Linked DNA regions of Homo sapiens: region 2 is linked to region 1. A link is a contact called in ENCODE Hi-C data. All regions are on one chromosome and are shown on one strand. The core of a region is the stretch at or near the end of the contact, and the rest is flanking DNA. Distances in the headings are between cores, read along the strand shown. Region 1 overlaps CERS6 (ceramide synthase 6). Region 2 holds the start of MYO3B (myosin IIIB).

Evidence for each region. A loop is a pair of places that touch in the nucleus more often than their neighbours do. Pooled maps may share reads with other maps.
Region 2: a map with no recorded cell type shows a loop between it and region 1 (6-fold over the local background). The contact joins the promoter of MYO3B here to the enhancer-like site in region 1. A Hi-C loop is called at or near these places in 1 of 37 single-sample maps with no recorded cell type and 2 of 50 pooled maps.

The regions. Positions count from the first base shown.
Region 1 is chr2:168,488,051-168,492,360 of GRCh38, reverse strand. The region is part of intron 1 of CERS6 (ceramide synthase 6); the gene reads right to left. Among named protein-coding and RNA genes, the nearest start is that of CERS6, 34 kb to the right of the region's middle. RefSeq lists an enhancer at 1,786-2,175. Within about 2 kb of position 1,725, at least 9 of the 41 ENCODE cell types and tissues checked have a DNase peak (open chromatin) inside an H3K27ac peak, as active enhancers do.
Region 2 is chr2:170,176,897-170,181,206 of GRCh38, reverse strand. MYO3B (myosin IIIB) reads right to left here and starts at 3,060. Exons shown (of 35, transcript NM_138995.5): 1 at 2,918-3,060. The coding sequence starts at 2,919. RefSeq lists an enhancer at 649-878.

The DNA.
Region 1 (4,310 bases), core at 476-2,975:
GAGAAATGCAAATCAAAACCACAATGAGATACCATCTCACACCAGTTAGAATGGTGATCATTAAAAAGTCAGGAAACGACAGATGCTGGAGAGGATGTGGACGAATAGGAATGCTTTTACGCTGTTGGTGGGAATGTAAATTAGTTCAGCCATTGTGGAAGACAGTGTGGCAATTCCTCAAGGATCTAGAACTAGAAATACCATTTGACCCAGCAATCCCATTACTGGGTATATACCCAAAGGATTATAAATCATTCTACTGTCAAGACACATGCACACGTATGTTTACTGCGGCACTGTTCACAATAGCAAAGACTTGGAACCAACCCAAATGCCCATCAATGATAGACTGGATAAAGAAAATGTGGCACATATACACCATGGAATACTATGCAGCCATAAAAAAGGATAAGTTCATGTCCTTTGTAGGGACATGGATGAAGCTGGAAACCATTATTGTCAGCAAACTAACACAGGAACAGAAAACCAAACACCACATGTTCTCACTCGTAAGTGGCAGCTGAACAATGAGAACACATGGACACAGGGAGGGAAACACACACTGGGCCTGTTGGGGGGTGAGGGGCTAGGGGAGGCGATAGCATTAGGAGAAATACCTAATGAGTTGATGGGTGCAGCAAACCACCATGGCACGTGTATACCTATGTAACAAACCTACACGTTCTGCACATGTATCCCAGAGCTTAAAGTATAATTTTTAAAAAAAAGAGAAGCTAGAAAACTTGAACACTATTAACCATAGTTCCATAGTTAACCCTAAGGAGTCAGTTTCTACTTTCTTACTGTGTCTACTTTCCTATTGTTTAAAGTATTTACAATAAGCATTTATCACTTTCATTATTGAAAAAAAAACAAAGATTAGAAAAGAACAAATAGCACAGAAAATATACTAATATGATAAGTGGCAGGATTACAGTTGTTTTGCTGACTCCTAAATATAAAGTCAAATATAAAGAAGCCAAGACTGTCACTTGGAAATGATTAAGTTCAAAGTAAAAACTAAGACTGCTTTTAATGAAAAACAGCCAAACATGGGCGCAAAGCCCTATATGAACAAAGGAAGAAGCACTCCTTAGTTTTAAGTATTTTTAACCTAATCCTCTTTCCTTCCTCATATTCTTCTTTTGCAGATGTGGTAACCCTGTTTTCTTTCAAACAGTCATTTGGAAAGAGAAGCTGACAATGGCAGTTTGCTGGAGCCAGGTCACAGACTCCATCCTCAGCGTGACTGTCAACTGCCTGCAGACAATGAGGCTCTTCCCTCACCTCTTTGGCACTCCTTGCTTCTAGGCTTCCCAGTTCTTTTGGGACTTTCGTTTTTCCCCTCAGAAAATGTTACCTGCCTCCCCAAAGTATGAATACAAAGTACATCTCACAAAACAGTGAAAAGAAGAAAATTGCTGTTTTAAGTTAGCCCGATGTCAAAGTGTCACTTGGTAGCAAAATATGGATCTTCTTTGCAAACTCTGCGGGGAAGGTCTGTTGACATTATACACACTATCATCATATATTCTCTCCTTTGAGGTATAGACGTACTTTGTAAAGCAGAAACAAAAGAAAAGCAGGGAGCCCCAGTTCCTCTCTGATAGTAAGCCCAGTAGAGCCTCTCTCTCTCTCTCGCTTTTTAAAACTAAAAGCTCTGGCCACAAAAAGAGCTGAGTGCCTGGGACAGAGATGAGCAACAAAGGGAAGTATGGGTTGTGACCTGAGTGAGAAAAGTCATATCCTGTAAACTTAGCAGAAGCATGTGCTCGATACTCAACAGCTACCAAAATAATACAAAGAGCAACAACTGAGGACTGAAATGTTAACAAGGTGAATTCTGGAGGAGTCAAATGTAAAGAAATGATCTACAAGGAGATGAGTTTCCAGTTTTGTTTTGTTTGGTTTTGTTTTTTCTTTTATTCTGGCAGCTATGTCCTGGAGCAGGACCCAGTCACAGAGCCCCACTATACAGCAGAGCAGCAGGACAGCAGCCTGAGCCACTCATACTCCAGGAAACCCAGTCTTTATGACCACAGGAACCTGGAAAAGGAGCCCTCACAGGCCAAAGAGGATGGGGGAATCACGGAGAGAAAGAAAATGGAGAAGCGAATCCCCTAATTCTGAACATGAATCAGCACAATTCCTGGCTTCACCCTAAGCTGTGCATGCATGACACAGATCTAGAACAGTATAGCAACAGCTATAAGAACTGAACTAAGTCTAGAAACCACTGCCCCTGAGAGGCACACACGGGACAGACCCAGAGTTGCATCACAAAGGCTTTGAAACCTGAACTGAGATTAGTACCACTTGCCACAAGAAGGTGAGACAGAAATATAACCTGAATCTAGCTGGGTTTATTGCCTGCTAAAAGAAATTTTAAAAGATCAACATTATTTAGAAGATTAGAACAGGACCCAGAATCTATACCACATAACATACACAATGTCCAGGATACAATCCAACATCATTCCACATACGAAGAACTAGGAAAATATGATCAGTTCTTAGGGAAAAAAGCAATCAGATTCCAACTCTGAGAAACCCAAAGGACAAATATTATAAATATCCTCCATGGTGATATGGAATGAATGGAAAGACAGAAGTTCTCAACAGAAAAATTAAAACTAGAAAAACAAGTGCATATTGTGGAAATAAAAATATAATATCTGAAATAAATTCATGGGATAGCTCAAGTCAAAATATATATATAACCGAAGAAAGAGTAAGTGAACTTGAAGAGTCAGTGAAATGATCCAATATGAGGAACAAAGAAAAAAAAATTTGTTGAGACAAATGAGCTGAGCCTCAAAGACCTGCAGGAAAATATCACAAAGTTCTAGCATTCATGTCACTGGTTTTCCAGAAAAAAAAAAAAAAAAATTGGTGGAGAAACTATTTGAAGAAATAATAGCCCAAAACTTCCCACTCATTAAAAGACACAAATTTACAAATGCAAGAAGTTCACAAACCCCAAACAGAATAAGCTCAAAAATAGTCACACTTAGTCAACTGCTTAAAAGCAAAAATAAAGTATTCACAATGGCTAAAGTTACACATTATTACAGAGGAAGAATGGTTTGAATTACTGAAAACTTCACATCATAAACCAAGCAGGCAAGAAATCAATAGAAAAACATCTTTAAAATGCTGAAGGAAAAAAATCCACCAACCTAAAATTCCATATCCATCAATAACATCCTTCAGGAAAGAAAGCTAAATAATGGTATTTTTAGATGGAGGAAAATTAAAAGTATTCATTTTCAGCAGACTTGCTCTACAAAAAGCTAAGGAGCGTGCTTCAGGCTTAAGGGAAATAACCTCAGAAAGAAATTGGAATCTTCACAAAAAACAGAAATAATAAATATCTCGGTAAATATAGAAGACTACTTTCCCTTAAGTTCTTTAAAATTTATATGATTGCTGAAAGCAAAATGTGTAACACTGGTGGGGTTTCAATGTATGTAGATGTAATATACATCATGATTATAACCTACAGGTAAGTGGGGAAGGATAAAGGAAACTCTATCATAAAGAGTCTACATTTTACTTAAAGAATATAACATTAACTCTTGAGTAGAGTGTGAAAGTTTTGGTGTATTATATTATAACTCCCAGAGCATTCACCAAAAAAAAATTTTTTTAAAGATAGCAAAATAGCTAATATGGAATATTAAGAGGGAATGCTAAAAAGATTCAAATAACCCAAAAGACAGAAAAAGGGGGAAGAAACAAATAACTGAGGGAATACACGGAAAACAAATAACAAAATGGTGTGTCTAAATCCAATCATGTCACTAACTATATTAAACAAAAATGATCTAAACACACCCATGAAAAAAGATTTTTCAAAATTACAAGAACCAACTATATGCTGCCTACAAGAAACCCATTTTAAATACAAGTCCTACACAGATTAAAAGTAAAGGATGAAGAAACTACGTCATATAATAATCAAAATAAATCTATTAATACATTAATATATAGATTGGCTATATTAATTTCATCCAAAATCCTATTCTTGTTTTTCCCAATTTTTCATTCCTCTATGCTAACATATTTATACATAGTGGCTATTCCTTCTTTACTCAGAAAAACATTACCAGAGTATTAAGCTGTGTTCATCAACAATTTATAAAATATATCAACATATCCCTTCACTTTATGAACTTACCATCTAAGACAATATAATGCAACAGTTATTTTAAAAACAAAAGCAAAATATAGCAAATAGATCTAAAACACTGCATGTTTGACAAAGGTGCTAAATTCCTATATACACAGGATTGTATAAGCTTTAGGAA
Region 2 (4,310 bases), core at 1,811-4,310, 1.7 Mb before region 1:
GCAATATGCAAAAAGAAAAAAAGAATCTTTATCCTTACACCACATATAAAAATTAACTTTAATCATTAAACAGATGTAAGAGCTAAAACTCTATTAAACTTGAAGTAGATAGACATACAAGATTGTTCACTATAGTATTATTTTCAGTAGAAAACCAGATACAACCTAGAGGCCCATCATCATGGAGAGATTATCTAATAAATCATAATAGTTACATAAAATTAAATACAATGTAGCCACAGGTAACCACCAAAAAGAAAAAAGGTAAATTTTCTGCCAATTAATATGGAAAGAATGCCAAATATACAATTAAGATTTGTTTTAAAAGTGTTGAATAGTGTATAGAGAGGACAATTTTTGTGTAAATACAAAGAATATTTGCATTTCTAGTCATTTTATGTGTATATTTGTGTGTATGTCTCTATGTATGTGTATATCCTTATATACATTTTTCCAGAAGGCTACACAGGAAACTCTTAAACTTTAGGGAGAGGTGGTAAAAATCAGAGAGTTTGGAAAAGAGAGAAATTTATATGCTTTTTAAAATTATTACACATTTTTAGTCATGTTTTTTGCTAGTGCATATGTTATTCTACTTTTTAAAATAAATATTTTTTAAAAAAACATATAAGAGATCTCTACAGAGGAGACTATTATGACCCAAATGTGTGCTGAAGTCAGAGGATAGCAGAAACCATATGAAACAGAGGCTCATCCTGAGAAGAAAAAGAAAACAGAGAAATAAGAAACTGAAAGGACCATGCTTGAGAGAGTGAGACAAAGAGGATTAGTGAGTGGGTTCACTGTGAATTCTACATCTTGGCCCTCTGAGGCCTGCTAAGCTTTGCTGTCTGTCCTTGTAACCCATGAAATTTCCTACTGCATTCTTCCAAGCAGCCCCTCTTTTCATGAGCTGATTTGAGTTTCTCGTGAGCTAGTTTTAGTTCCTTAACAACCCCAAATTGGTCTAGTCTGATCCCTTGTTGAATACCCTGAATTAGTCCCTAACGGAGGTACAGCCTTACCTTGTTGAAAGTAAAGCACTCTGCAGCATGCACCCTGTGAATGTCTGCAGTTAGTCAAGCCTAGCGAGCATGATTTAAATAGAAACTTGCCCAGCAACATTTTATACTCATTAGAAAATTCATGATGAAGATTTCCATTGCTCAGTATGCTATTCAGAATATTTTTTCTAGATGTTATAGTATGGTATATATGAATCACAAATCATAGAATGCTTTCAAATCTAGAGAATAGATTTTAGAAAGAAGAAATCGGAAACCTGAACTGTGAAATGTCAGAGGAAATCTGTACAAATATTAAATATAACACCCAGAGATACACAGAATAAGGAAACACATACCATACAAGCGTGAGTAAATTAGAGAATAATTCCAAACCAATACATAAGCAAGTGCATAATAGTTGTGTTAGTCCATTTTCTGCTGCTGTAACAGAATACCACAGACTGCATCATTTATAAACAATAGAAGTTTATTTGGCTCATGGTTCTGGAGGCTGGGAAGTCCAAGATCAAGGGGCCACATCTGGTGAGGGCCTTCTTGCTGCATCATAACATGGTGGAAGGTCTCACATAGTGAGACAGGGCAAGAGAGTGAGAGCTCAAGAGAGAGAAAAAGGAGACTGAACCTATCCTTTTACTAGGAGCCGTCTCCCACAATAACAGCATTAATCCATTCATAAGGGCAGAGCCCTCATGACCTAGTCACCTCTTAAAGGTCCCATTTCTTCTCACAATGGCAATTAAATTTCAACATGATCTTTGGAGGGGACATTCAAACCATAACCATGGTAAAGACGTAAGAGTAGGAACTGGCTTCTTCACAAACCACCTATCTGGATGCTGCTAGATAGGGCCTGTTCAAGTATAGCTCAAATGTCTTCTCTTCTAGGAGGCCTTTCCTAATTTTCCCACTAGAACTGACCTTTATGGTTCCACTGATTATGTACTCTTTTCCTTTCTTTAAATTTTATTTTATTTTAAGTTCCAGGTTACATGTGCAGGACGTGCAGGTTTGTTACACAGATAAACATGTGCTATGGTGGGTTGGCTGCACCTATTAAGCCCCCCATGCATTAGCTATTTATCCTGATGCTCCAGGGGAGACACTCAGGACTGGCATTTGACAGAGCTTGGTAGAGGAATCCAATGATCTCTAGGTTGATCTCTAAGTTCCATCTCTAATGTTCTATGGATTTTAAACCTTGAATATACAAAATTACTGAGAGGAAGAAAAGAATCATGGCATAATGGAATTTATCTACTATTGTTTACATTGTCATGTTACCAAATTAACAAATCTGTCATGATATTGCAGTCACTAAGGAACAATACATACCCACAGCTCTTACAAATGATTAACTAAATGATCAGATTTTTCATTTCCCCACCAAAGCATGAGGAAATTTATCTTAGCTTTAGCTGCCTGAAACCTCTCTTGGGTGAAAAACATTAAAAACATCTGCAAATTACTGATGACTAATGCCCTTCAATTTGGCCTCAAGCTGAGAAATTCTGTGCAGAAATAAAGTGGTTTATAATCCCACAGGTCCATTCTATTATAAACTGCAGGTGGCAAATCAAGTGACTATGAACTATGCTGTGTGTATGTGTGTGTGTGTGTGTGTGTGTGTGTGGTGTGTGTCTGTGTAAAAAGCAATACTCAAGAGGGTGTTTATCCTACTCCTTCAAGAGAAATTTAACCACCCAGACAAAAGGCAAATGCTAACTGAGAGGACCCAGGAATCTGGGTGATGTCAGACAGAGGCCCAAAGCCAGAGTGGCTGTCATCCCCCTCCACTGCCCACCAGCCAGGGCAGCTGCATCTGCCCTTTGCAGAAAAACAATCTAAAGCAAGCACAGAAGAAAGCTGGAAGGAAAATAACTGCAACTCACATCGATGACCTATTTTCTGAATCCGGCTTATGAGAGATTGGATTCTCATTCCTCCAAAAACCAGCAGAACACTTCAGGCCCAGAAAATGGTGTCTTTGATGACTAGAATGTATGACACATCATTACCAAAGGACTTTCGATCTAGGTTCCAAGAGGTGTTAGCCTCAGATGACTATTGTGGGAGGAGCTGATAAATCCACCAAATCCTTGGTGACTTTGCTTCACTATTAGGCAAGATTAAGATGATGCTAATTGGTAGTGAGCCTGATCTATTTAGTGTCTCCTACCAGGACACAGAGCAGAATCAAAACCATTCTCACAGATCCTGTTTGCATGTCATTTAACAGTTCCAATGTGATATTCCCCCAACCTTTTAAAGTTCCTTCATTCCAGATTAAATTCCTTCATTCCAAATGCTGCACAATCAAAACTAATCATCTTTTTGTGAGCAAAGGGCATAATCAAAGCATGTAGTCAGGGTCACTTTTCTGAACTGCAGATAAACCCAGGGGAAACACCATGAGTTTCTGATCTGAATTACCAAGCAATGAAACAGTGACTATTCAACAGTGACTATTCATTCAGTAGCATGCCCTGGGCTATATACAGAACAGTAGGTTAAGAGGAGGCAGGGGGTGGGGGGGTGGTGCTGGGCATGGTGGATCACGCCTGTAATCCCAGTACTTTGGGAGGCCAAGGCTCGTGGATCACCTGAGGTCAGGAGTTCGAGACCAGCCTGGCCAACATGGGGAAACCCCATCTCTACTAAAAATACAAAAATTAGCAGGGTATGGTGGTGTGCGCCTGTAATCCCAGCTACCAGGGATGCTGAGGCAGGAGAATTGTTTGAACCTGGGAAACGGAGGTTGCAGTGAGTAGAGATTCTGCCACTGCACTCCAGGCTGGGCAACAAAGTAAGACTCCATCTCAAAAAAAAAAAAAAAAAAAAAAAAGGGAGAGAGGGGAAGTGAGAAACAGGAGGGTAGGGTCCCCAGAAAGCTTCTTTTCTGGCCAGCTAACATGACACATAGGCCCATGTGAAATAGTTGAAGACTGTGCAATAACACTGGATAAGCTATATCCATCAATTCTGAGGAGGAGTCAGTTCAACCCAGGACCAAGACTTGAGTGGGAATGCTTCCTGGAGCAGATAAATCTAGGTACAGTTTTGAATGAAGAAGTGAAAAGGATTAGTGTAGATGAGGCAGGAGAGAAACCCAGAGCCAAGAAACAGCACACAGAGAATGCAAATATGAAGAAGGTGATTTAAAGGACAGCGATCTTACTCCCGCTAGTCAATAATGGCCTTTGTGTTTCCATTTACTGTCATAAGAATCTTAAGAATGGGGATAATGTGTTCTATCTTCCTATATTTCCTACAGTATTTGCACAT